Regions from separate parts of the Homo sapiens genome. Here regions 2, 3, 4, 5 and 6 are each linked to region 1. The links are chromatin loops, found by intact Hi-C in ENCODE. Cell type or tissue: mammary epithelial cell. All regions are shown on one strand.

The links. Hi-C counts contacts between places; a loop is a spot of excess contacts. Peaks named below come from ENCODE experiments on the same cell type or tissue, not always from the same donor. Only the 100,000 strongest peaks of a DNase experiment are listed, where the experiment ranks them.
Region 2: a loop joins it to region 1, with 12 times the contacts of the local background. A loop is called at or near these places in 13 of 110 quality-filtered maps.
Region 3: a loop joins it to region 1, with 11 times the contacts of the local background. A loop is called at or near these places in 4 of 110 quality-filtered maps.
Region 4: a loop joins it to region 1, with 2.1 times the contacts of the local background. A loop is called at or near these places in 3 of 110 quality-filtered maps.
Region 5: it touches region 1 in a loop (11-fold over the local background); 10 of 110 quality-filtered maps call a loop at or near these places.
Region 6: it touches region 1 in a loop (13-fold over the local background); 3 of 110 quality-filtered maps call a loop at or near these places.

Annotation. Positions count from the first base shown.
Region 1 is chr11:119,639,200-119,644,199 of GRCh38, reverse strand. It overlaps LOC105369520 (a long non-coding RNA gene), which reads right to left. Exons shown (of 4, transcript XR_001748413.1): 4 at 4,583-4,704. LOC124900303 (a long non-coding RNA gene) reads right to left here and starts at 2,168. Exons shown (of 2, transcript XR_007062919.1): 1 at 1,211-2,168. It also overlaps a transcript of NECTIN1 not described here. In mammary epithelial cell, a CTCF peak has its summit at 2,002 (motif pointing left); no DNase peak of the experiment used is centred here; H3K27me3 peaks cover 179 bases.
Region 2 is chr11:119,478,570-119,483,569 of GRCh38, reverse strand. The region is part of intron 3 of USP2-AS1 (USP2 antisense RNA 1); the gene reads right to left. Among named protein-coding and RNA genes, the nearest start is that of THY1, 58 kb to the right of the region's middle. In mammary epithelial cell, CTCF peaks have their summits at 2,041 (motif pointing left) and 3,689 (motif pointing right); a DNase peak (open chromatin) is centred at 2,079.
Region 3 is chr11:119,738,807-119,743,806 of GRCh38, reverse strand. NECTIN1-DT (NECTIN1 divergent transcript) reads right to left here. Exons shown (of 4, transcript NR_120587.1): 4 at 4,184-4,276. Among named protein-coding and RNA genes, the nearest start is that of NECTIN1-DT, 12 kb to the right of the region's middle. In mammary epithelial cell, a CTCF peak has its summit at 2,342 (motif pointing right); no DNase peak of the experiment used is centred here; H3K4me3 peaks cover 202 bases; H3K27me3 peaks cover 421 bases.
Region 4 is chr11:119,531,890-119,536,889 of GRCh38, reverse strand. No RefSeq gene overlaps it. Among named protein-coding and RNA genes, the nearest start is that of THY1, 110 kb to the right of the region's middle. RefSeq lists an enhancer at 2,704-3,233. In mammary epithelial cell, a CTCF peak has its summit at 2,869 (motif pointing right); a DNase peak (open chromatin) is centred at 2,849.
Region 5 is chr11:120,105,766-120,110,765 of GRCh38, reverse strand. No RefSeq gene overlaps it. Among named protein-coding and RNA genes, the nearest start is that of TRIM29, 30 kb to the left of the region's middle. RefSeq lists an enhancer at 2,270-2,319. In mammary epithelial cell, a CTCF peak has its summit at 2,382 (motif pointing right); no DNase peak of the experiment used is centred here.
Region 6 is chr11:120,010,497-120,015,496 of GRCh38, reverse strand. No RefSeq gene overlaps it. Among named protein-coding and RNA genes, the nearest start is that of LINC02744, 18 kb to the right of the region's middle. RefSeq lists an enhancer at 975-1,580. In mammary epithelial cell, a CTCF peak has its summit at 2,073; no DNase peak of the experiment used is centred here.

The DNA.
Region 1 (5,000 bases):
AGGGACAGGAAAACCAGATGCACTGTCACCATGTGACAGGTGAGAGAACTGAGGCCCAGGGAGTGTCACTGGTGTGACCCCCAGAGGCCATCCTTGCGGCGTGAGCCAGGACCGAGTGCGGGCTCTCCCAGGGAAGCCATTGAGAGGAGCCCAGGCCCTGATGACTAACAGGACAGAGACTTCAGTGGTCAACTGGACCCAAGTCCAGCTGTGGCGGCCCTAGCTGTGGGACCTGGACTGCTGACTTGACTGCTCTGCCCTTTTGCAGTACAGCAAGAGGCACATAGCCAACCTCCCAGGATCATTGCAAGGACAGGGTCCAGCCCGGAGCCTGGTGGGCAATAAGTGCTCCCTGGAGGCCCCACCCCCACCCCCCGACACTGATTCCAGCTCTCCCGGCTCACAGCCAGACCCAGCTGCCTGCAGGTGACTGGGCCTGCCCTCAAGCCTGCGGAGCTGGGAGCGGGGGAACCAATTTGTCACGGTGTAACCAGAGAGTGTCTGGGGGCTCAATGCCAGGGTTCTGGCTGGGGCCAGCACCAGGCCCCTTCCTCACAGCTGTCAAGGGGAGGCTCAGAGACAAAGCAACCAGGGCCCCCCTATTCAGGGAGGGGGTAGGCAGGGCTATGTCTGATAAGGGATGAAAAGGGGGATGGCAGGCCCATGCCAAGTGAGGGATGAGAAATACTAAGACCCCACAGCCTGAGGCAGGGAGAACAGCACACAGGCGCAGATCCCAGTGCCCTCAGCCACTGACTATCTGGACGATCCTGAACGAATTACTTAACCTCTCTGAGCTTTATCTTGCTCATCAGGGATAACATTATCTCATTTTGCAGGCTCAATACGAGGATCAAATATGCCCCAAATCAGCAAAGGCACCTGGCACAGTGCCTTGCATGCCAGAGACTTGAGGCCAATTTCTCCTCCTTGGATTTCCCTTTTCTTGTCCCCACATCTCATTTTCTCTCCACTAGTATTTCTTCCACCAGGGTGCGACCCTCCAGGTGCATCAGGCAAGGCCCATGGTGACAATGGAAGTTGCACTCAGATATTGAGAGGGTGGGACAGGGAGTGAGGGCAATTTGGAGGGAACAAAATCAGAGTTATCCACTGTGGCCCTGGCACGTGTGAGGCCTTGCCCACCACATCCCACCCTGTTTAGCCTTTGGTTTTCCTAATGCCCACACGAGTGCATTCACAGACTCACTTCTTATACAGTCAACCCTCTGTATCCATCCATGGGTTCTGCATCCGTGGAGTCAACCAACTGCAGATCAAAAATACTCAGAAAAAAAGAAAATGGAGAGTAGTGTCAGCACTGAACATGTACACCTTTTTCTTGTTATTCCTAAATAATGCAGTATTACAACCATTTACACAGCATTTACATTGTACCAGGTATTATGAGTAATCTAGAGCTGATTTAAAGTATATGGGAGGATGTGTATAGGTTATAGGCAAATACTACACCATTTTATATAAGGGACTTTTGAGCATGCTTGGATTTTGCTATTCGCTAGGGGTCCTGGATCCAATCCCCCAGAGATGCCGAGGGATGGCTGTGTTTTTGTTTGCACTGTAAGGATGATGAAAGGGCCCTTATAGAGACAGCTGCCACCCTCTCTTGGCAAAGTGGCTGCAGAGTCCATGAGGGGATGATGGGTGAAAGCCTCTGAGAGAAGTTTCCTGGAGGCAGGGAGTAAGGGCTGAAATCCCAGCCTTTTGTCCTGAACCTGTCTCTTCCTCCTGTTCGGATTCCATGTGGGGCCAACCGTGGTAGAAGAGAAACCTGAACTCTGTGAGCCGGACAGGGTATGTGTTCATTTCCCTACTGCTCCCCCTCCCACCCTAGCCCTCTGGAAATGCCAGCCTGCCTCAGCTGTGCTGAGAAGAAAAGGGGATATAGGTTTGAGTTGTGTCCAGGGAAACTGAATTCGTAGCATCCAGCGTGGTGGTGGCTGGACTCAAGGTGAGAGCTCCCCCTAGTGGAAGGTGAGATTCCAGAGGCCCGCCCGGTGGACCCTCTCCCAGAACTGCCCACTACACATTCAGGCAAGCCTTCATTCATTCACCACACTTACTGAGCACTTCTGCATGCCAGGCACTGTGCAGGGCTGGGGAGACAAGTCAGACGTGCAATCACAGTCTGTAGAAAAGAGACTGAAAGAAGCCAGGCACGGTGACTCACGCCTGTAATCCCAGCACTTTGGGAGGCCAAGGCAGGCGGATCACGAGGTCAGGAGATCGAGATCATCCTGGCTAACATGGTGAAACCCCATCTCTACTAAAAATACAAAAAAAAAAAAATTAGCCGGGCCTGGTGGCGGGTCCCTGTAGTCCCAGCTACTCGGGAGGCTGAGGCAGGAGAATGGCATGAACCCGGGAGGCAGAGCTTGCAGTGAGCCGAGATCGCGCCACTGCACTCCAGCCTGGGCGACAGAGTGAGACTCCGTCTAAAAAAAAAAAAGAAAAAGAAAAGAAAAGAGACTGAAAGAGAGTGCAGGGGAAGTCCAGAGGAGGAACCCCATTCCAGTGGAGGAGGCAGGGAGGGCTCTCTGGAGGAAGCACGTCCAGCTTAAACCTGCAGGCTGGATTGGCCTGGCAAAGAAGGGGAAGAAAGAGAGACCCTGGCAGACAGAGTGGCTCCTACTAGCTACCTGAGGATGAGAGGAAGCAGGGGCTCCCTGTCTGGGAGCTGCAAGTGGTCCAGGCTGGGGGCGGCATGGCGTTTCCTCCAGGAACCAGGTCGTGAAAGGCCTCAGCCCTTAACGCTTTGATAAAGGCCACAAACTGTTGGAGGAACTCTTGGAGGAACTTAAGTAGGGAGGTGGCCTGATCTGATTTGTAGTTTAGAACGATCACTCTGGAGCTAGGCACGGTGGCTCATGCTTGTAATCCTAGCACTTTGGGAAGCTGAGGCGGGAGGATCACTTGAGCTCAGGAGTTTGAGACCAGCCTGGACAACACGGGAAACTGCCTTCCAAAGGCGGCCACAGCCACCAGCTGTGGATGGATGGATGCTGGGGCCAGAGCCTTTGCAGACAGGCCAGAGAGGGGTTGCAAATTTACTGGGAGCAAGATACCCCCTCCTTCCGGGCACTGGAATGGAGCAGAGAGAAGGGGAGAGAGACAGAAAGTGAGTGAGTGAATGAGGAGGGAGTGAGTGAGTAAGTGAGTGAGTGAGTGGAAGGGACTTGTCAATTCCACTTTAGGAAAATTGGCTCCATGATGTTTACTGCAAACTGCAATTTGGCATCTCTATTCAGGTGCTCTCCGTGTTTAATTATATGTAATATGGTAGTGGAGAGGAAGGAGTACATAAGTGTGTGATTTTCTCCTTAGTCCCTACCCCCCACTCCACGCTGGGGTCGTAAAGGTCAGAGGTGAGAAATCGAGCCCAGCAGAAGGAGGAACTGGAAGGGCCAGCTGTGGCTTCACAGCCAAGCCTGGATCGCTGAGAAGCAGCATGTGCCCCTGGCCACAGGGTCAGTCTCTGCAGCCTCCTGGGCTTCAGGGACAGACCAGTGTCTCCAGCTCAGACTGTGAAATACCTCGACAAGCCCAGCAATCTTCTGGGTCCATGACCAGGTGGGTCCAGAAGGTGGGCTCAGCCCCCTCACCTTAGACCACAGCCCTCTGGGCTTTTCACCTATCTGTACTGAAGAGGCTTGGTTTCCCGGGAGGCACCCCCAGGTGCCCCTTCTTCATCGACCCTCCCAGCTCCTGCCTTTCCCTCCTGATCCTCACCCTCTGTCCCAAGCTGGGAGGGTGAAGCACCCATTAGTTCATTTGCTTGTTTAATTGCACAGGGAGGGGAAAGAAGTTAAACTCCTCAACAGGAATCTTCCCTGCAGGGCCAGAAATGGAATGACGGGGTGGGGACCCCATCTCAGCACCTGCTGCCTGTCCAGGAGATACCCTCACCCTTGTTCTACCTCCATGCCCCAGATCCCAGGATCAGAGCAGGGTGTGGGGTTACAGGGTCATAGGGAACTAGAGGAGGAGCCTCCATCCCACACCGGCTGGGAGCCCCTCCTAGAACTGGAGCACCATGGGGAGGGGAGCTGGGGGTGCAATGTCAAAGGCAGAGTACTGCCTCAGGGTCTGACTCTCTCACATCTCTGACTCTCTTTGGGTCACTTGAGTTTCTCTCTCTAATCCTCTTCCCTGTCTTTTGTTTCCAGAAAAGCCCCGCCCCCAGAGGGGTCTGGGAAGTGCAGCCAGGCTCCTGGCGGGCACCGTGGCCGTGTTCCTCATCCTAGTTGCTGTGCTCACTGTCTTCTTCCTGTACAACCGGCAGCAGAAGAGCCCACCGGAGACGGATGGGGCCGGGTGAGCCAGGCAGGACTCTGCCCACTAAACTCCCACTGGTCTGCTCCCCAGCACCCTGGGAGCCCCAGACTTAAAGCACCTAAACTTGTGAAAGCTCAGGGCCTTTCTAGGGCCTCCCCACCCTGGGGGACCAGGAACTAACCCTTTGGCAGGAAGAGCTGACCCTCCTGAGTGGTGATTGCTACGTGCCAGGCACCGCCCCAGTTCAAAAGGGCTTCATAAAGATGCATTTTATCCTCACAGCAGCTCAGAGGAGCAGGTGCATGATTACCATCCACGATTTATAGTGAGGAAACTGAGGCACAGAGAGGTTAAATAATTTGCAAGAGTTTACGTGCTCCCAGCCGTTGACAAGGGGTGAGGGCAGACCTAGGACCAGAGAGGAGAGAGAGGCACAAAGTATATGGGGGGAGCCAAAACCCTCAACCATCAGGATAAATCATATTTTAATGTGATATTTTAAAAAAATCAAAATGAAAGCAAAAACCCATGATGAACAAAACGTCCACATTGTAAATAAAGACAGGATTAGAATAACTGACTTTTCCTTTCGCATCAGACACCCAGCACACCACTGTGATGGATCCTGTCTTTACTTACAATGTGGACGTTTTGTTCATCACGGATTTTTACGTTGATTTTCATCTTTAAAATCTTGCATCATG
Region 2 (5,000 bases), 160 kb after region 1:
GACAGCTGCTTGGAGGGGCGAGCATTGGCAGGACAGGATCTCTGGTGATGAGAAGCATCCCGGGCTCCTGGGTCCTTCCCAGCTGTCTCAATCTCCCCCTCGGGGAAACTGACAGGACCAAGGTAAAAGAGGGGGGAAGGTGGGGAGAAGGGTGGAGGCAGCAGGTCTAAGATTTGGCACAGGAAGTTGGCTGCAGGCTGGGCACTGCACTGATGTTGGCAGGGATGGTAGCCACAGGTCTGTGAAGGCGAAGGGTTGGAGGGTGTTGGAGCCATTCCACCCTCCCCAAGACTCATCCCATGCTAACCCAAGATCCTGACAGCTTCCTGCCTGGGCATAACCTGGAAAATGCATTGGAGGAAAGTGGGCCACAGGTTGATTGGACATGGTGCTGGAGGTCTCACCAGGAAACTGTGCCCACGACCTCTGCATTTTTTCTCATCCCCTAGATGTAGCGGCTTTCACAGGCTCTTGGCAGTTTTGTTTCCCAGAAGTTACACTAGGACTTTGCGGGCAGGGTGGTGACGTCCGTCATCATGCTCCCCATCTTCAGAGTCCAGCAGAAGTGTCCTAACTGACCCCTGTTCCCAGGGGAGGACCTCCCATCCCAGTGGTACGAGCTCCCCCATCCCCACCCCAACCAATGCTCAGTGGGTCCAGGTGCCCTTGGCTCAGGGCACCTTCCCGCTCTGCGATGTCCATGCACAGCACCATCCCTGGAACCTTCTCTGGTCAAGGGCCAGGTCAGATTCCAGGGGGCCTCGGCTGGTGCCAGCCCCAGTCCCAGTCCCAGGCAGGCGGCAGACACCCTCCAGCCCACCCTTCCTTTCAAAAGCCTGAACCCTGGATCACAGTCAGGAGCAGCCTCTGGAAACCAGCCCAAGACCAGGCCATGGGGAGAGGACATCAGTGGGGGAAAGAGGCGCAGCGGGCCTCATTGCAGGCTGGTTACCTCCACAGCCACGGCCATGACCTCTGCCTGCCTCCTGGCCCCAAGCCTGGCAGTGACCTCCCTGGACCACACAGCCCACTGCTTCTCTGGCGGGGCTGGAAGCACTTCCTATCTGTCCTGCTCGCTGGGCATTTATCACCGGCAGCCTGCCCACACCTCTTGTGCTTTGTCTCATCTTTGTTATTTAACTTTGTTTCACGTAGGATTATTCCTGTCTCTCCCATTAGTTCTCAGCTTCTGGAATGCAGGGGCAAAGTCTTTTTCATCCCTATGGTTCCCCCAATCCCCTACACAGCACCAGGCCCTTGAGAGCCACGTTGCACAGGTGTCGGAGTGAATGCATGAACATGCGGGGCCTGGGGCAGCCCCTTGGGTCGGACCCCAACGCCCAGCCAGCCCTGGCACTGCCCACTGCCTCAATGGGAGCTGGCACTGGCCAAGGGCACCTGCTCCGCACCTGCCCAGAACCAAATGGGATTTTACAAGTATCTAACCTTCCCCACTACCATCAAGGCAGGCGTGTCTCTCCCATCGAACAGATGACAACACTGAGGCTCAGCACTTGCCCAAGGTCACCCAGCCGACAAGTAGCAGGGCCAGGAACGGCAGCATCCTCGCTGGCACCTCCAAAAGCCAGCTGTGAGGAGCCCTGAGCCGAGGGCCTCTCCTGGCTGCTGAGGAGGCTCAGAGCTGGATGCAGGCCAGGGCAGGACAGGTCCCATGGCTGAGAGCAAGAGCAGGCGGGCACGGAAACCTCACCCCTGTCCCAGGGCCCAGGAAAGACTCGGGCGTCCAACCAAATCCACTCGGCTTCCAGAGGCTGCCCCGGACAGACGTCACCGGGCCTGGGATCAGGGTGGTGTTGGTGACCCTCACCAGCCCAGAAATAAGCACAGGTTCCCCGGAGTCCTGCCAGAGATGAGAAAGGCAGCAGGTTGACCTGGGGGCGCACACGGCCGTACCTCCGCGCCCCCCACCCGCAGCGCGTTGCCTCCGAAGCGGGAAGTCCCAGGTGCATTCATTCCTGAGAAGAGGCCGGGCAGCCGGAGCCCGCCATTTCTGCAGTCACAGCGCCACCTCCTGGCCGACCGCGGCGTGGCCGTAGGGGCCGCTCCACCATCGGAGAACTTCCAGACCGCAGGCCTTGAATCAGGCATCCAGCAAATATTGACTCAGCACCTCCCTTGGGACAGGAGTGATGTTAGAGGTTGGGTATACAGTAGTGAAGAAACAGACTAAAAGCCCTGCCCTTGCAGAGATTACATCCTAATGGGGGAAAGAGGTAATGCATAAGTAAGGTCAACACGTAAAACAGACGGTGTATTAGAGGGATGAGCACCCAGGAGAAAAATAAAGCCGGAAGCGGTGAGTAGTGTCAGGGAGGCTGTGGTTTTACACAAAGTGGCCAGACACGGTCTCACCCAGGCAGTGACATTTGCGTAAAGCCTGGGAGGAGACGAGGAGAGAGTTGAGCAGACTTCTGAGCTAGGGCATCCCAGAGAGCAGGCACAGCAAGCGCGAAGGCCCGAGGCCTGCCTGGAGGGTCTGAAGAACAGAAAAAGGCCCTGAGGATTATGTGGAGGCTGGAGAGGGCAGGGGTGGGGGCAGACCCTGAAGGACCCTGTGGGCCATGGCGAGGGCTTTGCCTCCATGACATGGGGCTTCATGGCCGGGCTCTGAGCAGGGGGATGGCGTAACTAGCTTGTGTTTTAAGAGGATCTCTCTGGGCACTGTGTTGAGAACAGACCGTGGGGTCAAGGGTGGAAACAGACATCAGTTAGGAGTCCACTGCAACCTCCAAGCACCTTGGCCCTGGGGTAGCAAAGACAGTGGGGAGGTGAAAATGGCAGGATTCTCCCAGGTGTAAGAGAGAAAGGAGTCAAGGACGATGCCAAGGCCTTGGCCTTAGGTAGAGAAAGAAGCTGTCCCAGTACTGTCTTTTGCTGAGGCTCAATGGGAGAAGTCAGGAGTTCCGTTTGGGAATTGACGGTCAGAGTTGTCAGGTGAAATGTCACGGGGGCTGTTGATAAATGAGTGTGGAGCTCAGAGGAGAGGCCCTGCCTAGAGCTACAATCCGCAAGTCATCAGCACTTGGGTGACATTCAGAGTGAGACCGGATGAGATATCAGACACTCTGAAAGCAGAGCGAAGGGACCAAGGAGAGAGCCCCAGGGCCCTCTGACATTTCCAGATCAGGAAGATGTTGAGGAATTGGGGAGAATGAGAAGGAGGAGCCAGCGAAAGAGAGGACACCAGGAAGGGGGGCTCCCAGGAACCCAAGTCAGAAAAGAGGAGGAAGCGACCAACCACGTAAAAAGCCACTGATCCTTAAGTCAGGGCTGAGAAAGGTCCCCTGGGGTTAGCAATGTAGAGGTCACTGGTGACCTTGATTGTGGTCAGAGTGGGGACAAAAGTCTGACAAGAGTATGTTCAAAGGAGAATGAAAAGAGAGAAATCAGAGACAAGTTGAGACAATTCTTTTGTGGGATTTTGCTGTAAAAGAGAGAAGAGAGATGGGGAGCTAGCTGGAGGGGCCGTGAGTCAAGAGAGTTTTTTCAAGGCGGGAAAAAATACGAGCTTGCCTCCATGCTGACGGGTGATTGGGGTACAAAGGGAAAAACGTATTGAAGGAGAGGTCAGGGAGAAATATGAGAGTGCTGTCCTCAAGCAGATGAGAAGATCTGACTGTGCTTCCAGAGGAGATGCACTTCACAGCCGCCAGAGGGCTAGAATGGAACACCAGGCAATCACAAGAATGGGGAGAAACTGGAACCCCCAGGCCCTGCTGGTGGGAATGTAAAATGATACAGCCACTTTGGATAACAGTTTGGCAGTTCTTCTAAAAGTTAAACCTGCAGTTACCATATGACCCAGCAATTCTACTCCTAAGTATGTACCTAAGAGAACCAGAAACATACAACCACACAAAAACATGCACACAAATATTCATAACAACATTGTCTGTAAGAGCCAAAAAGTAGAAACGACACCAATGTCTATCAACTGACCAATGGAATATTATTCAGCCATAAAAAAGAACAAAGTTCTGATACAGGCTACAACATGGATGAGCCGTGAGTACAAAATGCCAAGTGAAAGAAGCCAGTAGCGAAAGACCACATGGTGTGTGACTCCATTTATATGAAATGTCTAGAACAGGTGAGTCTGGAGAGACTAGATTTCTTCAGAGACAGCATAGATCGGTGGTCTCCAGGGACCAGGGAGGGGGAATGAGGACTGACTGCTAATAGGAACGGGGTTTCCCGTGGGGATGAAAATGTTCTGGAATTAGGTGGCGGTAAATGTTACACAACTCTGTGAACACGCTAAAAAGCACTAAATTGTACACTTTAAAGGGGTTAATTTCATGGAGTATGAGTTATATCTCAATAATAGTATTTTTTTGAAGATCTGGTCATACAGAGTGGAGGGGTTGCCTCAGCCCAGGAAGGAAGCAGAAGACCCAGGCAGATGCAAGCAGGTGTGTGGTGTGGGGGTGGGGACCATGGACATTCTCTCCCAGTGGCTTCTATTTTCTCAGTGAGACAGGAAGTGACATCATCAGCTGAGAGTAGAAATGGAGGCTCCAGGGAAGAGCACAGGGACAGAACAGATATGTCACCGCAAGAGGAAATGAATGGGCTATGGAGATTCAGGAGGATTCCCAGGCAGCATCAGGCCCACGGGAAGGAAGCAAAGGTGCTGGGAGGCAGGGGGCAGTGGTCCCATGTCAAGTGGGCCCAACAGCCTGAGAGTGTGGAGACCTGGGTCACCAGCATTGTGCTCCCCACATAACACGGTTCGCCCACTCTCTGGACATACAGGGGTTCCCATGGGAGTTTGATACAAACCCTAAAAATATGCCTACCTACTACCCATCACCTTTTAAAATGCACATTCCCTGTCACTCTGCAATTCCTCTTGGGGAATTCAGTCTCAGAAACACTTGCATGCAGACACAGCTGCATATGCAGGGATGCTCACAGCAGAATTGTTAGCAATCTCAAAAGATGGGAAACCACCTAAGTGTCCATTACTGGGTAAGTGG
Region 3 (5,000 bases), 100 kb before region 1:
ATGAAGATTATGAGAGTCAAGATACGTAAAGCACTTAGTACAGTGCCTGGCTAAGGAGGTATTCTGTAAGCATGAGCTGTAACTATCTTAGGGTGCTGTGTTTTTGGCATCTTGTCCTGGTCCCGTTTTCATGCAGATGGGATAGGGGGTGGGGAATTGTCCAGGTTGCTGGCACAGTTTCCAGCTCAGTATTCCAGCAGTCAGCAGAGATGGGCTGCCTGGGGAAGAAGTGAGCTTCCAGTCACTGGGAGTGATCAAGCAGAATCCAGATGAGCATTTGGCATGGATATGGCAGAACAGGTGAGGGAGGAGGGGGAAGGCCTCTTCCAAAGTCCCTTCCAACCCTGAGAGCCTGGGAATGTGTGAGTAAACCCACATCTCCAGGCACCTGCATGGACGGAGCCTTGCCCACAAATAAGGATGCATGTACAGGGGCACACTCTCTGCCCTGGCATTGAGGAGCAAGAAGAAGTGTTATAAACCAAGCAAACCAGCACCCCCACCCATGCTCTCCCCGGCCCCCAGCCAATTCCTGTGTGCATACAGGCATCCAGGTGGCGAGCGGGAGCTTTGAGGGAGGTACCAAGTAGATATCACTCCTAGCTCTCTTTTAACGGGTACCAACTGCCAGCCACACCCCACCCACCACAGGCCAGCTACGAGGCAGGGCTGGGGGCAGGAGCCAGGAACGGGTTAGATAGTAGGGTGTTCGTTCTACTTCTGATGTGCGTGGACTGATAGGGAACCTAGGAAAGTCCTGGCCTCCAAAGATCAGGGTGCCCAGAATTCAGGTGTTGTGGGAGGGAAGGCCTTTGCCCATCACGGAGGGAATCAAGCAGGCGTTTGTAGAAGGGCCGGGCACCCCACCTCCAGCAAAGGCTCAAATTCAGCTCCACCTTCAGGTCCAAGCAGCTTCCTTTTAGGGGTAGGATAAGAAGAGAGATTGCGAAAATCCTTGCTGCCTAAACTCTCCTGCCCTGGCCTTCTCCTCTCCTCGCCGCACCGCGCACAGTTTCCAGCCCTCCTTCCGCTGGGAGCCGCGCCCCCATTAGCCATTCCGCGCTGATAAGCCCGCGCTGCCCTGCCGCACACTCAGACCCTCCCTCAGCCCGTGATGCATTACTGCATATGATTTGTCTTTGCAGCAGCTGCCACAGCAGTTCTTCCTTCCTAACAATATTGGCTTCGCCTGGTGTTAAAAAGGGGCCGTAAGTGCCACCGAACATCTTTGCTGGGGAGAGGAGACCGCACACTGGGGGGATGGGGAGGCGGGCCCGCCCCGAATGAGCCATTTGCTGCGGATTCATCCAAAGGCCGATGATCCACTGGCAAAAATTAGGCAGGGGGTGGGGCGAGGGGTTGGGGAGGAGACAAGAGCTAGTAGGGGGCGAAGAGACGACATCCGGGAGGCGGGGCTTTCCCCCCAGGCCGGCGCGCCCAGCCCCACGCCCCCTCGCACCCCTGCCCACCCACCCCCGGGCCCTGCGGAGTGTCAGGCGCGGCAGGAGGCGGGGTGTACCTGTGTGTGCCTCTGTGTGTGCATGTGCGTGTGCGCGTGCCTCTGTATATGTGTGCGTGTACCTCTGTGTGTACCTGTGTGTGCGCGTGTGCCTGTGTGTGCCTCTGTGTGTGTGTGCGCGTGTGCATGTGTGTGTGCCTCTGTGTGTGTGTGCGCGTGTGCCTGTGTGTGCCTCTGTGTGTGTGTGTGCGCCTCTGTGTGTGCCTCTGTGCGTGTGTGTGCCTCTGTGTGTGTGTGCCTCTGTATATGTGTGCTTGTGCTTCTGGGTGTGTGCACCTCTGTGTGTGCGCATGTGTGTGCCTCTGGGTGTGTGTGCCTGTATGCCTCTGTGTGTGTATGCCTGTGTGTGCCTCTGTGTGTGTGTGTGCCTCTGTGTGTGTGTGCCTGTGTGTGCCTCTGTGTGTGTGTGCCTGTGTGTGCGTGTGCCTCTGTGTGTGCGTGTGTGCCTCTGTGTGTGTGTATGCCTCTGTGTGCGCGCGTGTGTGTGCGTGCGTGTCCCCACCAGCCTTCCTACCACAACCCGGCCGCTCTTCCCAATCAATGGTCTCTTTGTGGCGGAGGGACTGGAACGACGTGTGCGGGGGAGGGTGGGAGGCTGCCTCCTGGGCACCCGGCGCGCCCGACCCGAGCTGACAGCCGTGGGGCAGGGCTCCCCGTACCCCAGTAAAAGTACGTTCCCCCGAGTGTCTCTACCCTCTGTGGACCTAGAGAATGGGGCCGACAGAGGCGGTGGCTGGAGCCTCCCGGACTCTGCGCTATGGGGCGGTTGCAGGTCCCACACGGGGAAGGACAGGGACGCTCTCTCCGCGGCCCACGACCGCTAGGTGGCGCCGTGCCCGTCCCGCCTCCAGGAGGCCCCGCAGGGTCCCAGGCGCCCAGGGTACCTGGAGGCGAGGTGGGGAGGCGGAGAGGAGGTGGGGGCAGCATTCCCGCAGTCTCATTCATTCGTGCATTTGTCCATGCCCACTAAATTGGACAGTCGGACAGAGGGACAGGTGCACATCCTTCTCTTGAAGGTCTAAATGCCCAAACCTCAGAGAGACTAGAGAGATACCCCACAGGAAAAGTGAATCCAAGGTCATCTATGGCAAAGGCCAAGCGAGAGGTATACCCGGTGCGCTAAGTTCAGAAACAACCGTGGAATTCGACAGCACAGAACCCCGAGATGGGTTATCTTGACCATTCTGCGCCAGACCAATCAGATGGGGGAGAGTCATTCATTCCCGCCAGTGCCAGGCCCTGGGCTGGACTTCAGACACTCAATTGTGACCTGTCCTCAGGGAGTTTATGGACTAGTGGGGGAAAGACATCAGGCAGATAACTACACAAATAATTCCCTAGCTACAGCTGTCTTGCACGTGCACAGGTGTAGAAAAAGGGGAGAAGAGTCAACCCTCGCCCTGGGTTACCTGCTCCAGCCCTAACTAGGGTTGGAAGTAGGGGTGTTTGCCTTATGAAGAACATAAATCACTTCCTCTTAGTTCAAAATTGAAATAAAAGCAGTAGTCTAACATCTGAGGCACAGTCAAGGCAAGACTGACCATTTTTCGGGGGTAAACTGGGGACCACAGGAAAAGAGCCTGGAGACAAAGCGCTTAATTCTATGTGCGGGGCATGGTGCATGGTTACTCCTTTAATCTTCGGTCCACCCTGTGGAGCGGATGTTAAGCCTACTTTACAGAGCAGGACATTGAGGCCCAGGGAAGTAAGAGACTGGCCCAGAGTGCCAAGAGCCAGTTTATGACAGAGCTGGGACTGGACCCCATAACCGCCTCAGGCCCAAGTCCCATACCTCTTCTGCTATAACAGCCTGCCTCTAGGACCACGTCTGGATGCCCTGCTAGGGCCAGAGCAGTAGGGTGGAGGGAGATCAGAAAGAGAAAGGGGCTGGGCAGGTGAAGAAGCCTCCAGATTGGGGCCCTCATCACCACTCCCAGCTCATCACAGCCAGCCCTTTCTCTGCATCTCCTGACCAAAGCACCACCCGCTTAACATTCTGCTCAGTTTCCTCTGTACTCCGACTCCAAATGTTTATCAACACATGCTGTAATGTAATCAGCTCCTGGGAAAATACACACCAGGTAATGGATGCTGATAAGAGTGTCAAACAGATGTCCCCTCCCTGCCCCTCCCTCCCAGCCAGAGCTGGCACACCCAGGAGGCTGGGGAGGCATCTCTTGCCACACCACCCCTCCAGCCCTGGCAGCCGAGGCATTCCTCCAGAAGCTGCCCAGGCAGGCAACAGGGCCTGACCCTGTGGGGCCCAGCATTGTACCAGGCATTGTGCCGTGGACTTTACACACCTCACAGTAGCACTATAAGTTTGGTGTTACTATTCCCATTTTGCAGATAGAGAAACTAAGCCACAAAATAATGATGAAACCAGAGTGAAGCAGCAGCATCAGAAGTAGATTAAGGGGCCATCACTCCACTTCTCCATTCATCATCAGGCAACCTCCCCACTGAACATGGCCCTTTGAAGGAAGCTGCCCTCATTACCTTTCTAAGTTGTTGGATCTAAGGCCCCAGCCTGTATGGACTTGGCAAGTCAGGTGGAGGAAGGCTTGCAACATGTTCCTCATTTCTGGCCCAGCCAGGTAGGAGACAGGGTCCTGAACCTGTCCTGAAGGCTCAAGCAGAAGAGGGAGGCTCCCACTAGGCATGTGGGAGTAGAAGGGGATCCAAGGGAAAGGGAGAGCCTTCTTTGTCCTTTTCTCCTCCCTTTTCCTCAAGGGGCTTAAGGACCCACACGTGGACCTAGACAGAGGGGAGAGAAAGTGCACAGAGTTGAGGACAGCCCTGATGGAACAGGATCCCCCCACCCTCAGGACCTTCCAGGACCAGCTGTCTGAGGCTGGGCAGTCCTAAAGGAAATCGGTATTTGCTTTTCCCTCCAACGCAGTCAATTGCTCCTTTCATCTGGCAGGGAGTTGTAAATGAGAATTTATGGGATTTCTAATGATGGCGGTTTCCCTTTATCAGCCTCCAATTCCCACTTCTCAGCTGGGGTTGACTCAGGGAAATGTTTTGACCAGGAATCAAGAATCTAGCAGGCCCCTGCCCTGGCTGCTGCTTTCTGTAGTGAGGGCTGGAAGTTGTCAAATAGGCATGGGAAGCTCACTACCAAGAAGTCAGATCTGAGTTTCAGGCCGCCTCCCAGATGGCGAACTTCACCCCTCTAGCTTCTGTTTCTTCAACCATAAACCTGGGGTAATAATGCCTGCTCCACCCACCCGTCTCACAGGGCTGCTGCGAGGATCAAATGAGATTACAGGCCTGAAAGCCCTTTGAAAAATATGAAGCAATCATCCACCCTGGTTTTGCTATTATTATTATTGCGGTGGTGATTGTGTGTAGGTGCAAATGGGAAAACACATTATGGCAACCTGCACGTCTTTGAGAGTGAGCTTGTTTGTGTACACGGAAGTGTATGTGTCAGTTTGCGGAAGAGTCGAGCTCTTGTGTGTGCACCTGGGTTTAA
Region 4 (5,000 bases), 110 kb after region 1:
ACACACCAGGACTAAGAGCCACCAGATAGAGGACCCGGAAGGGAGTGTGGCCCTTTCCACGTGAGCCCCCTCTCCATGGCTGAAAGAAGAGCTCAGAACTCACTGCCTTCTCACATGGGGTCACTGGCTCCATCCTCATGTCTTATTTAATTTTCTCAGGAGTTCTGTGAGATAGTTGGTAATATTTTCATTTTCCAGATAAGAAGCTAAGGCTCAGGAGGCCAAATGACTTCCTTAAGGTAACATAATCAGCAAGTGGTAGAGCCAAGACTCAAAATTGGATCTTCTGACAACTCCATAATTCAGGCTAATCCTGACATTAGCCAGAAGGGCTGGCCAACACCAGGTTGTGCACAGCCTAATTTGCAAGGTCCATTAAGGACAAAACAGGTCAGGTGCAGTGGCTCACACCTGTAATCTCAGCACTTTGGGAGGCCAAGGCGGGAGGATTGCTTGAAACCAAGAGTTCAAGACCAGCATGAGCAATGTAGTGAGACCCCATCTCTGAAAAAAAAAATTAACCAGGTGCAATGGTGTGCTCCTGTAGTCCCAGCTATGCAGGAGGCTGAGGTGAGAGGATTGCTTGGGCCCAGGAGTCCAAGGCTGCAATGAGCTATGATCACACCATTGCACTCCAGGTTGACTGACAGAGCAAGACTATCCACCAGGATATGGTTTGAATTTGTGTCCCTGCCCAAATCTCATGTCAAATTATAATCCCCAATGTTGAAAGAGGAGCCTGTGGGAGGGGATTGGATCACGGAGGTGGATTTCCCCCTTGCTATTCTTGTAATAGTGAGTTTCCATGAGATCTGATTGTTTGAAAATGTGTGGCACCTCCCCCTCTTCTCTCTTCTCCTGCTCTGGCCATGTAAGACATGCCTGCTTCCACTTCCACCATGACTGAAAGTTTCCAGAGGCTTCCCCAGCCATGCTTCCTGTACAGCCTGCAGAACCGTGAGCCAATTAAACCTTTTTTTAAAAAAAAAATTACTCAGTCTCTAGTCGTTCTTTATGGCAGTGTGAGGAACAGACTAATACAAAGACTCTGTCTCTAAAATAAGAAAAAAAAATTAAAGAACAAAACTGGGAATGAGAAGATCTATGTAGCCCTCTCCAACAGGTGTTTTCTGGTACACGCGTTTTCATTGTTGGGTAGTCATGAACTTGGCTGGCTAATATTAGACATAAGTCCCTAGTGAACAATAGCTATAGCACACACATTCTCACGTACACTCACCAAAGTCTGACACACGCACCCCTATGCCTAGGCATGCATGCATCACCTTCTCATCCCCGACCACCTGCATCCCCTGGGAATCCATTTACATCTACTCAACAGAGCGGGGAGAAGAAGGAGATAAACCTGTATCAACACTGTATTTCTATTCCTCTCTCTCCTTGTGAAAACAAAAGAGGAACAGGGCAAAGCCTCATCCAATGTTTATTGGGAATCATCTCGACCTGATCCCGGGAAAATAGGTCCTTTTCAAATCCATGGTTCAGACGCAGCCTTTCCCATGACTGGGAGTGGGGACAACAGGCTGCTCGCCGGGCTCCGTGGCTGGCAGAGGAACTTGGTGGTAAGGCTTAATTATGATTCACAGAGCTGCATTCTGGAGAGGGTTTAGAGCCACTTAATTAGTGTAGGAATATACAGTCGTAATTATCCTGAAATATGGCCTAATTAACCTATGGAAAAGCCAGGACCACTGCTCGGGGATGCCAGAGACATTAGCAGCCTATTAATATACCCAGTCTGGGCCAGGCGCGGTGGCTCACGCCTGTCATCCCAACACTTTCGGAGGTCGAAGTGGGCAGATCACGAGGTCAGGATTTCGAGACCAGCGTGGCCAACATAGCGAAACCCCGTCTCTACCAAAAATACAAAAATTAGCAGGGTGTGGTGGTGTGCGCCTGTAGTCCCAGCTACTCAGGAGGCTGAGGCAGGAGAATTGTTTGAACCCGGGAGGCAGAGGTTGCAGTGAGCCAAGACCATGCCATTGCACTCCAGCCTGGGTGACAGAACAAGACTCTGTCTAAAAAAGAAAAAAAAAAAAAATATATATATATATATAGCTATGCAGTCTGCTATCTGGCACAGCCTTTGGGGGACTCAGGACTGGGGCAGACAGAGGAGAAAGGGTTTGTCTGGGAAGATGAAATGTTTAAGAGGAAAGTGTGACGTGGGCAGGGAAAGGAGAGGGGAGTGATATTTATTGAGGACTCATAAGGGCCAAGCAATGTTTTAGTCCATCTCTTACTTAATCTTCAAAACAGTCCTTTAAGATTGATATTAAAGTTCAGGGAGGTTCATTAACTAACCCAAGGTTACACGGCCAGGAAACATTCACACTGGAATTCCCCTCTAGGCTGTGGCTGCAAAGGCCATGCTTTTTTCTCTCTTCCACACTGCCTTGGGCAGGCACAACAGGCGAGGGAAATGGACTAAACAGAGGAGAGCCCCTTTCAACCCTAAGGAGGAGGCTCTTCTGCCGTTTTAGAAAAGTGGAGTCATTCAAGCGGTTCAAGCTGTCAGTTGTGTTGTGCAGGCTGGACATTGCACAAACCCTAGGAGTCCCATTCACACAAGCTACAGGGAGAATAATGTCCCCTAGAGGGCACAGTGTATGGCCTGCACGGCCATTCACAGCAGCCCTGGGAGACTGCCCTACATGACCCTTTAACTTTCCTTCCTACCCAAGAGACCACTTCCAACTCTGGCTCTGAGCCCAGATATTGGCCCAAAGCTAGAGAAGCTACCTCTGGGATAATCCTTCATGAAGCAGAATTTGGACCCAGTCCTCTCCTGGGGAGACTCCAGCACCCAGGGACACTCAGACGCCAGGACACAAGTTCAAAGCCCTCCAGGGGGAGCCCGAGAGCCGGGCGTGCGCCGCAGAGCCTGTCTGGCCAGCAGGTTGAGGAATATTCCAACAACGTCCTCATTCTTCCCTGATCAAAGGAGCCAGGATTGAACCTGCTGTAATCATCCGTCGGGGAGTTTGCTTAAAATTCCCCTAATTATGGGAGAGCAGAAAATTGCTACGCCTCAGACTGAATAGAGAAATCGAAGGCGCCCTGCTCCCAGCTGCCTGGGGGGGGAGACACGCCAGCATGGGAACAGAAGGCGGTGGGGGGAGGCGAGGGGCAACTGAGGATGGGCGGTGGGAGAAGAACGGTGTGCTGGTCCATGCCAGGGAGCGGGAGAGGAAGGGAAGGAGCCAGCTGCACTGGGGCTGTGGTGACTGGCTCAGGTGAGGCACACTGCCTCCCCTCCAGACAGAAGGGTGCAGGGGTGAGGAGAGCAGGCCTGTGGGGAAGAAACAGCCAGCAATGCCCCCTCCCATGGCTGGAGCTGGCTTTCTGGAGAGGCTGGGGACCCCCAACTCTGGCTTAGTTTGGACTGCGGGCTCTGGAGCATCCTCCCTGCCAGGGGTGGGGAAGGGAAAGGGCTGGAGGAAAGGTCAGGGAACAGGCCGGCAGGGCAGGGCTCATCCAGGCACCCTGCTGTGGGCTCAGCCCTGTTCCAGGCACACTGAGCGGTCTAGAAGAAGGAGAAGAGGACCAGATCTCTGCCCTCAGAGGGTCTCCTTCTGAAAGGGGAGACCGGGTGAGCATCTTAACCTAAAGTAAGATTCAAAGGCACCGTACACACCAGTGCCTGGCCCTCACAGTTTCCTGAGCTGTAGGAAGCGGATGGGAGTGCACTGAACTGCATGGATCAGAAGGGGAGGCTTGCTGGGCAGGCAAGTGCCAAGCAGAAGGAAGGGGCAAAGGAGGAAGGGACCGGAGAAGGGAGGGAGAATTCGAAGGAGCCATGCAAAATAGAAGGAGATTATGGCGGCCACGTTTTGGATAAGGGGGCCAAGGCCCAGGGAGGTGGGGTTACTTGCCCAAACTCACACAGCCCATCAGTGGCTGAACTGGGGCTCAAACTCAGGTCTCAGACTCCTAGTCTGGTGCATTACACAGCCATGGAGGCAGGGGGTGGGAGTGGGGGTCTGGCCAGAAGGTGGGATGCTGGAAAGAGTGTGGGGACTTGGGCTTAAAGATCCTGCTGCATCAGCAGTCCGTTTACTGACAAGTTGACATTGATTCTACAGGAGAAGCAGTGCTCTAAAGGGTCTCTCCTTTGCTAGACCTGCCCCATTCATGAGCTCTCCGGGGTCCCCACCCCAACAGCTCCCCTACCAGGGAGAGATATACCTGGTGTCCCTCCATTCTCTCACCTGTTTCCAAGGGCCTTCTCAGTTCCTCCTGCAAGTCCCCAGCAAGTGCCTAGCTTTGGTCCTCTTGGGGCCCCAACTACACTATGTTTTTATCACTTACAGTGTGGCGAGGGGTTGAGATCCTGGGGTTGCAAGTTACAGACACCCACTCAAACTAGCATTTCAGCCCAAAGAGGCAATTTACTGAAAGAACTTAGGAGTGTCTTGTAGAAGCTAAAGGCAGGAGTGTGGTGGAGCCTCAGCAAGGAAGGATTGAGGACAGCAAAGCCACCAGGCCCTGGGAATTCCAGGTCACCATCTCTCCTGCACACCTGCTTCATTTTTTTCTGTGGGCAGACCTCATGACCCAAGGTGACCACCCACAGCTCCCAAATGTATGTGGAATAGACAGAGAACTCTCTGAAGAGACTGTCCCTGCGCCCTGACTCCAGTGCCCCAAAGACTGAATTCTCATGGGTCCAGCTTGGCTCAGGTGCTTTTTCTAATCCAGCCAGCATCAATTCAGGGGGTTGGGTCACATTGAACAAATGGCTTCGATGTGCTCACTGCTGTGTGTGAGCAGGATGGATCAGGGTTCGTGGATAGTTGGAGAGTTAACTCCAACAATTGTCCATCAAGGTAGTGAAAACAGGGCTGGGCTGTGGGTGTGCAATGGACAAGGCCTTGGGCCTGGACACGGGGGTGTTACCTGTTGCAGCAGGTGTTCTCCAGATGGTTGAGGCCTTCGCGTGCACCTGAAAGGTGAGTTATTCAGTGTGTCAGATGCTG
Region 5 (5,000 bases), 470 kb before region 1:
GAGGAAAGGGAAAAGGCCTTCCAGTCCCTGGAAACTCAGAGAAGCCTGGAAGGAGAGTCAGGGAAGTCTTCCTGGAAGAGGTGAGCAAGCCAGGAGGAGGCATGATGGTAGAGAGGGAAGAGGGTGTCAAACAACCACATTCTTTTTCCTGGTGTGGCAGGGACACCCGGGCCCCTCTGTTCTCACTGTTCTTCCTCACTCTGCTCCCCACCAGGGGCCTGATGACATCAGGGGAGCAGTCCCTCTGTCCTAGTAAAAGTCCCTAAGCAAGCTGGCTGCTGGTCCATCGTGGAGGGACAACACTCTTCCTTCCTCCTCTCCACGCTGCTGGGCCAGGGAGCTTTAGGAGCCAAGCAGCCAGGCTTGCCACGAAGGGGCTCTTGGGATTGAGAAAGTGAGGGAGAAATGGCAGAGAAGAGAGAGAAGGGGGAGACAGGAGGGTAAGGGTGAGAAAGGAAAGGAAGGAGAAGGGGCCAAGTGTGTCCATGGAGGACCTTCCAGCACTGTCAAGAAGAGAGACCACAAGTTGGACCCACATGCTTTGGCCACCTGGGTGGTGTTCTCCCTTGGGAGCTGGGACTGCAGAGTGTCCCTGGGGTTAGTTGCTGCTCCCTACAGCCCCCTGCCCTGGGTGCTGGTTCCCTACGTGGTGCCCCAGCAGGTCCACCTCTGTGGGCACCGTGCCCTGCAGCCTCCTGGCCCTTCTTGAGGACCCTGGGGTTGTGATGGTGATAAGGACCCATTCCTGGGCTCCAGAGATGCCCGGACTCTCAGAAAGACCCTGGCCACGAGAGGCTCCCAGTTCTCCAGGCCCTGCCCTAAGCCTACCAGCTCCAGAGAAGGGGAACTGGATGGGACACCAGGTCTGGCTAAATTCCCCTGTGGGGGCAGCCAGGCCCTTGCCTGTCCCATGCCTGGGCTGCACCAGGGGCTGCACCTGCTGCACAGAGGCTGGCTGGTGGGATGTTGGGAAGACCGCTGTGTCAGGAGGCCCAGGGCTGTGCTGGGAACTGGGCGGGGACGTCGCTGAGCATCACACTCTCCCCATCAATCCCCACCAGGTCCATTATCGTCTGAGCTGTGATTATAAAGCAATCAGGGAAATCCTTTCTTCCCAGTTCTTGAGAATGCCTCTGTCCCCAGCATGAGTGAGAATAGGAGGTTTAATCCTCCTATTAGGGAGGAAGGAGGGGGGCAAGGCTCTATATCCACTTCTGTTCCTCTCAGACCCAGACAGTCCTGGCCCATGCTCCCTTGTCTCCTGCCCTCTCCCAGCTCTGGGCGTTGGGTGATTCTCAGAGGTGTGGGTAGCCCCCTGGCAGACCAGCGAGGAGGGAGGCAGCAGAGGGGCTCAGCAGGGAGCTCTGGCAGGGTAGTTGGGAGCCCTGAGTCTCATCCAGGCTCTGTTGCTTGGCTGTGTGATCTGGGCTAATTGCTTGCCCTTTCTGGGTCTGACCTTCTCCATCTACAAAATGAGGTGTATTCATTGGATCATTTCTGGGGTTCTTTCCCAGCTCCAACAGCCTGTGAGGTGGAGACCACAGCAAAAGGAGGGTTGGAAGGGACAGGAACATTGAGCTTGGTGTCAGGTTGGGAATCCACCATCAGACCTGGGCTGATAGGCAGGCAGGTTGGACTCCCAAATCTCCAAGGCTCCCTGTACCCAGCCCCGTGCCTCTCCTTTCCTTTAGACCCTGTCAGGGGCATGGGTCCCCATCTGAGAAGCCTTCTCTGTCCAGGACGGGGGAAGGCTGGAGACGCAGGAGCTTCTGAGCTCTGCTCTGGGCCTCAGGACCTGCTGGAATGTGGACTCCGTGATAGCAGGGGTTATTCCATCATGTTGTCCTAGAACAGTGCCTGGCACGTGGGCGGGCCTTGGAGGCTAAGAAGCAGTTAACTGGGAAGAGGAAGTGGGAGAGGAAGGTGAAAAAATCAAAAGGGGAGCTGGAAGGCATCCAATAATGGGTGCCTGGTACATTTCATTGTGTGGAGAGCTGAGGCATAGGCTTCTGAGGGCACTGTGTGGAGCTGGAGCCACACTGTCAGGGCCAGAATCCTGGCTGCACTGCCCATCAGCTGTAAGACCAGGGCCAAGCTGCCCACTCTGTCTGAGCTTCAGTGGGGATAACATCTTAAAGGACTGCTGTGAGCAACAAAAAACTGCAAAGAACCTGGTTTAGCAAGGGCCCAACAGTTGAGAGATTATACTATTATTATTGTGGAATTAACAACAAAGACAATGACGACATTTCAACCTGGGATGAAGCTTGATTTCCCCTCTTTTTGGCCTTCTGCACTTGGTGGAGAGTCACAGGGTGGAAGCTGCTGGGCCCAGCCCTAGGACCCGCACCAGGGCTCCTGCAGTTCTGAGGCACGGCCAGCAGGTGACAGCATTTCACTGCAGTGAGTGGGCGCCAAACTCCTGCCCCAGCCCGGGCCGTCAGGACTGGGTCCCAGGGCCCTTCTACAAGGTGAGCCTCTCTCTCTCTCCTCCTTCCCCCACTTCTGTATTAGCTGAGTAGGCCCTTCTGTCCTAGCCTGTAGAATATATGACCCCAGGACAGCAGTCCCCTGGTCTGAGCAGCAGATAGGGGCTTACTGCTCACCCCACCAGACCTTGCCTAACCTGGCATGGAATTCTGCAGAAGGGGCAGGCTTCCCTTATGTGGGTGCCACCTTTGGGTTCCCTCTGCAGGTAGCTGGCCTGAGGAGGGGGCTGGGTGGGCACAGAAGGCTCAGTTTTGCAGCCCCCAAAGAGGGCTTGCATGAGTCGGACAGGGCTCTACCCAAGGCAGCTCTTGGTGAAGAGTGAGACAGAAAGCCAGAGTCCTCAAAGTCCAAGGGGGAGGGGACACTGAGGGGCTGCGAACTGCCAAGCTGCTTGACTCTTGTCCCCCTTCCGTGTCCCGGCTACGACATGGGGACCTTTGTCCCTGCCTCCTGATGGACCATGGAGAGAGGTCAGAAGGGTAACAGGTGGGACCCCAGGAATGCCTGTCCAGAGGGGCGGGGGCTGGATGGCTGAGGCAGGGCCATCTCATATCCCACCTCCCTTTCCCACCAAACCCTCAAATCACCTCCCAAGAGTGACCCAGACAGTTTTATCTTTCTGAGTATTGACTATTAAGGTTGAAAATGATCTGTTGTTCAGCCACAGAAACAAGGAAGATAAACACTAATTGCTTGGTGAATGTGCCAACTCCTGGCTCCTAATTCATCACCTTGCCAAGGCAGAGGCTAAGAAGAGGCAAAGGAGTGGGGAGGGGGTGAGGAAACTTGGGAACCAACAGACTCTCTTGCAAGATGTGGCAGTGGATGGGTGACCTCAACCCAGCGGATGAGGATGGTGCCTGGGATCCCTGAAGCTCCCCAGGAAGGACAGGGAGCCAGGTGAGGGAGGGAGGAGAGGTCTTTGGCCGGGCTTATCGTTATCAATACATTCATCCCAAGTGGACATATAACGTGTTTCCTCGTTGGCCTTGAGGTTGGCTCTGGTTAGCAAATTCTGCATTTTTCTGAGGTTGGTCCCATTATCATGTTAAGATCCTGAACTGGCTGAATTGAGGGGCTGCAAACCCTGTTACGGATTGGTAACTTGCAGGATTCAGATCTGGCTGTGGAAGGTGGAGCCCTGAGAGCTTGTCTGAGAAGGAGGCGGCATATTCTTTGAGGGTGAGGTGTGGGTCTTTGATGGTTCAGGTGTGGACCTGCCTGGAGTGGGGACTGCACTAGGTGACCTGAGCCCAAGACTGGGGGCATTGTACAGGCCTAGGGGGGAGAGAGGTGCACAGATACCTGATGAGGAGCAGGAATGGAGGCGTGGCTCGGGGGAGGCCTGCATTCATTCAGATTTTTGTGTTGGACCAAGATCTAAGCACAAGATATAGGAGACACAAGCTGCCTCTCTGCATGAATTCACAAGACTGGGCCTGTGAGCTGATCCAGAAGGTGATCAGAGCGTGCAGGGCCCAAAACGGTGATGAGGAGGCATGTCCCCTGAGGAGGGGACAGCTGTGCTGAGAGTGAGTTGAGAAGATCTGGGGGGACCTGAGTGAGTTCTGCATGTGTGAGAAAGGCAGGGCAGGATCATGCCGGGCTACATAGGGGCTGAGCTTTACCGTAAACACAGTGACCACCTCCATGGGAGGGTGAGTAATCAGATCAGTGCTCTAAGAAGAGGACTCAGGAATGAACCGAGGTGAAGCAAGAGTGGAGGCCCAGGTGCGCTATACTGGTGGCTTGAGACATCATTGATGGGACCGACTGTGGCAGGTGGAGACGCTGGTGGCATTGCAGGTGCAGGAGCAAGCAAAGACACAAGCAGGATGTGCAGAGGATGCAGGGTTTAGGAAACAGTTGAGAGCTAAGGGCCAGTGAGTGGAGGAGGGGAGTTGGAGAGTAGGTCCCTGTTGCAGGAGCACTAATGCCAGAGAGGGAGACTGCAGCACAGCTGCCATGGGCTGAGGGGGGCGGAACTGCCATGAGGTGGGTGTGGAAGCAGGGAACACTCTTGGGGGATGATACAGTCCCAGAGATCATCCTCTGTCTGTGCCTCTCTGAGAGAGGCAATGTGCCACTCTGTACCTGACCTGACTTGGCTGGGTCAATAGAAGAAGCTACTTACGCTTCCTTACCCTCAGTTTTCTCATCTGCCAAATAGGGCTAATCATAGTGACCGTATGGGTTTGTAAGAGGATCAAATGAAAGGAGGCAAGTAAGTGTTTCACAGTGCCTGGTGCATCATCACTTGATAAATAGGTGCCTGATGCATGGTGGAGAGCAGGACACAGGGTCCTTTCCCTGCCTCAGGCACTTCTTCCCTGACTGCTGCTTTTGTTGCTGGTGGTGATGGCAGAATCTAATCCCTGGCATTTCAGGGAGGGCCTGCTTAGCTCCTCGAGGCCACCTGGCTCTGGTGTCTGGGTCCCTCCTTCCCTGGTGGCCATGCAGTCATGGGTCCTCTGGGCTGCATCTGGCAGGAAAGCCAGACTGCAGGAGGA
Region 6 (5,000 bases), 370 kb before region 1:
TCTGAATTTAGTGTCTGTTACTTACAAGTTGATTGATTTCTGCAAAATTCCTTTAACCCAGTGGTTTTCAGCTGGAGGTGATTTCACACTCAGAAGGCATTTGGCAATGTCTGCAGACATATTTAGTAGTCACAACTGTGTGTGTGTGTTGTGGGGGGGGGGGTAGTTACTGCTGTCATCAAGTGGGTAGAGGTCAGGAATGCTGCTAAACGTCCTACAAGGCATAGCCAGCGCCTGCTCAACAAAGAATCATCTGAACCAACATGTCAGCTAACGTTGAGAAGCCCTGCTGAGCATATTGAGCCTCTGTTTCCTCATCTGTAAATTGGGGTGAAGAGCAGCAAGCTAGAAGGATTAAATGTAGTAGGGGTGATCCCTGGAACATCGTAGACCCTCCACACAGTTCCTTTTGGTCCCCTCTCAAGGCACTTCTTCTTTCTGGGTGTGGAGAAGTTGGGGAGAATTCAAAAGTATTGCCAAGCTAATTACAGGGCAGAGAGTCACGTTCTGAAGGAACATGAAAAGTACTGGGATTCTTTAGCCTGAAGAAGAAAGGTGGCTTAAAGGTGATTTAATAATAGTGTGAAAGCCTAGGAAGGGTTATTATTTAGGGGAAGATAATCCACTGCTCTCCATCTTCACTGAGGAATGAAAATGAGCCCTGAGCAGGGTGGAATTGGGCTGGATATGAGGCAGGACTTCCTGCCTGTGGAGGTCCTCTGAAGAAAGAGGCTTGATGGCTTTATGTGTGTGGGAGGAGCTGTGGGCATGGCAGAGGCTGGTGTGTGTAGGGAAGCACAATGCTGAGGACAGCTCTGTCTCTGCCCTTAAGGAATTCATAGATTAGTCTGGGGTATATGGGGAGTGATGCAAATGCCACAGGCAAAGGGCTCCAGGAGGCCAAAGGTTTAGGGGATAAGAGAAGGAAGAGGAGGAGAGGCAGGATTTGAAATGGATCCTGAAGATATGTCAGATGTGGGCAGATGAAGAGCAGAACCAAGAGGCAGGGGAGGTAGGCGGGAGATGGGAAGATGTGGCTGTGTTGGAGGATCAGTGGTGAACCCTCCAGGAGATCTGGGCCAGATCATGGGTGCCCGGGGATGCCAGGTGAGGGGTTGTCCTGTGTTCAAAGGGGCAGGGGTCTGGGCAGGAGAACGCTTTCTGGAAGCTGTGTAGTTTGGGCTGGAGGCAGCCTGTGGGGCAGGAAGGGCGCTGAGAACTGCGGCCTGAAGACTTAAGTCACAAGAGAGAGGTGATGAGTGTGGCAGCAGCTGGCAGGGTGCGGGTACATCCTCTCTGGGGCCTGATTTCCTGGGTGGGACTCTGGTCTTTGGTAGGCAGGTTGCTCCAGGTAGGCAGATTGGCTCCAAGCGGGGCCACCCGCTGCTCGCAGCACCCTGGAGCCCATCCCGAGTGTGGGGTCCCTTCCTCTCCACTCTGGAAACCTGGGGCACAGCTGGCCGCCCTGATGCCACCGACGGCTCTGCTGCTGCAGGGACTCTGCTTGTGGGGGTGTGCGAGGCCCACTCCGGCTGCCCTGGGTACCTGTTCTCCCTTGGTGTTTCCTCTGTGCTTCCTGCCGTTGCCTGTCTGGTGCCGAAGCCGGCTGGGCTGCCCCCCTCAGTGGTGATGCTGGTGGAAAGGGGGTGTAGGAGTAAAGGCAGGAGCCGGGGGGTGGGGCCTGGGGACGCAGAACTATCTAGGCTTAGTAGGGCTGCTGACAAAGTCCCCCATCTTTGCCTGCCACATCTGTCTCTGAGTCTACACAGACCCCTCCGCCACTGATAGTGCCAAGCCCCTCCAGGGCTGCTCCTGCACCCCCCAGCCTCCGGCAACAGGCAAAACAGACTGCTCTGAGCAGTGGCTGCTGCTCCCCGGGGTCCATCCGAGCACCGGCAGCAGCACAACTTGGCAGCCGGCACAGCCCCGGGCAGGAAGCTCCTGCAGGGGGACTCCGCGGAGGCCTGGGTGAGAGGGGAGGGGCTGCAGTGAAAGGCCTGTGAGTTAGGGTGGCCCTAAGGGAGGACTTTCTGGCCCTACATGGAAGTTGGTGCAGTGCAGCGTCCCCACCACCAGACGGTGCATGGGCGCCTCCTAGGGACCTTGGCAAACACAGATATTCCCAGGCCCAGCCACACCTGCCGAGTCAGGATTTGGGGGCATTGGGCAGAGCTCCACCTACCCTCATGTCCAGGAGGCCAAGCCCTTTGTCCCCTCAGAGGACACCCGTTCAGAGGCACTCTTCTCTGACATGGGACAGCAGCTGCGGACGGTTGCTGGAGGCAGTCTGATGCGCCTCCGCGTTAGGAAGATTGGGGTTTGTTCCGGGTCTGTGATATTAGTTCTGGGACTATTGTCAAGGTGCAAAACTGTACCGAGCTTCATTTTCTTTATGTGTAAATGAAGCTGTCAGTACCTATTCTACAGGATTACTTTGAGGATCAGTGAAATAGTGTAGTGTCTCTACATGGTTGGTTTTTAACAATTAATATTCTTTCCTTTTCCGTGCCCCAGGGCCAGGACTCCAGTGAGCCCAACCTGGTGTTTTCCAGTGTTTTCAGGAGGCATTCATTCTCAGGGGCCCACCTGGGCTTGTGGAAGCCCGAGAGTGTGTATCTCCTTGAATTTTGCACCCTGGATGCCTTCCTTGCTCACCCTGGACCCAGCCCTGCCCTGCTTTTGAGCAATTTGTATTCTTGGTTTAACAAAGTGTGGAGAGGACCCTCAAGGATCTCAGAACCTACTGGATGAGGCAGGAAAATAAAAAGACACAGAGTGTGCTGTGTGATCAGCAGAGATGAAGGTAAGTCTGGGAGGATGGGGACCTGGGGCAGCCTCTAGCCCCGACAGGGGAGGGGGCCAAGATGATCAAATTAAGGGAGACAGGGAGGGGGCTGAGAAGGTGACAGCAGAGCCAAGATGAGCAGATGAACCAGCATGAGTTAACTAGCATCACAGACTCTCCTGTAATGGGATCCCAGCCCGGTTAATCTCCACCATGGGGAGGACATTTGGCCTGTGCCCACTCTGAAAGCCTACGGTTATGCCTATAGGATGCCAACCACTTGCACAGAGAGCACAAAGCTCACCAGATGCTTCCAAGGCTCAGAGGGCTGGCCTCACACTGGTGCTGGCCCACATTAGCTAGCACGCGGCAGTCCCCGGGGGGTCTGGGAAGATCCCCACCGAGGGGCAAATTCCCCTAGTCACCCTACAGCAAGCCCATTAACTTCTTGTTCCTCGGGGAGTGAAGGCACTGTGATTGTGAGTCATGCCACTCCCCAATTATTTTGAAAGAAAGCTTCCTTAGTGAAGGAGGAGAATTACAGAGCAGCGCCAGCGTTGGGGAAACATGCTCAACTTCCAGCAGTCATTCCCGCTCGCCTCCTTTCTCTTTGCTCGAGGTGCGTATGACAAGAGCTTCCAAACAGCTTAAGCACAGGAAACTCTGGGAGTGTGTGTGTCTATATCTGAGCGACTTTCATCTCTCCATAGGTTCAGTCTGTCTGCAAAGCCTCCCTTGTCAGCAGCTGGCGAGGCAGCTCAACAATAGAATGATGCTTGTTTCACCGCTTCCAACTGAGCTCCCTCGCCAAGCTCTCTCCCTCCAGCACAGAGAGGTGCATCTGCAATAGACCTGAGGGCTGGTGGTGGGGTCTTCAGCAATGTTTTTTCCAGCTTGATGCTCAGCCCAGAAAGAGCCTTTCCTCTCCACCTGCTGCCACAGAGCCCACCACCACCTCTGGCTGCTGCCTTGTAGAAATTCCAGCTAGCTCCAGTGGAAATCTCTGGGCTGGTGATAAATGCACAGTGGGGCAAGGCTGCCTGGGGATGGGGAGATTGTAGAAAATGACTTCTGGAGTCCTCTCCAGACTTCCATCATTAGGACAATTGTTCTCAGGGGCTTTGAAGTCTCTTGCTGTTTTGCGCCATTTTCTTTCTATAGTAATGGTCAGATTCTTCAGGGCTAGAAAGAGTTTGAAGGCCATCTGGTCCACTCTCATTTCTCTCCCCTCCAATGCCTTCTTCTCTCCCCTTTCCATGTTTAAATCTCCTCTACAAGTTGGGCAACGTTTCACTTATACCCTTACAGCTACAGGATGCTCAGAGGGTCTCAAGGTCCCTGGCTTTTCTTCTGTTGAGCTGGAGTCTGTCCACATTGGGTTGATAACAACTGGCTCTGCTTTTACCCCATGGAGCAACAGGATGGAGTCTCAGCTCTCCCCTCCACGACAGCCTGGCTCCTGCTGAAAGGCGACTAGCATGAAACCCCGAGGCTTCTCCTCCAGGAGAACAAGGCTGACTTCCTTGAACTCCTCCTCACATGCACAGTTTTAAGTCCGTTTGACTGGAAACGAACATTTGAAATCCATCTCGATTCAGACTTCCTCCTTCTGAGGGATTTAGTAGACAATATGACAGCTCCGAGTCCAGCATGTGGGTTTATAAAGGTGACATCATAGCTGCTGCCCCCAAAGTATGTCATTTAGCGCTGAAAGCCTTGTCTGGCTGGTGGTGTTCAGACCCATGGGAGTCAGTCAGCTGCTGGAGCACTCACTGCCCAGAATCCCAGGCTTCGAGGGAGGTACGAAGGAAGAGGAGGCCTGAGCCGGCTCGTGTGGGGCCCTCAGATTAAGGCAGGCTGGAAGAAACACCAGAAAGAGACTTAATGACATTCATAAAGGAGCCCAGAGGGCTGCAGTGAAGCATGTGCAGATGCTGGGGCCTGCCCAGGTAGCCTGTGCAGAGGCTTCCAGAGAAAGCTGGGTCAACTTGCAAGAGAAAGTGGAGAGCAAGAGGAGGAAGAGCTTCCTAATGGCAGAGGTGGAAGCCAGAGATTCAGTAGTGTGAAGGACGCTGAAAAGGCAGAAGGGGTGAAAAGGCTGCGTATGTGTGGGCGGGGTGGGGTTAATAGAAAATTAGAGGGGTGAGGTGGAGAACTTATCGGGACTGAACGTGTAGGGCAGGCTTTTCCAGAGGAGGAGATGAGACTTGTGCCT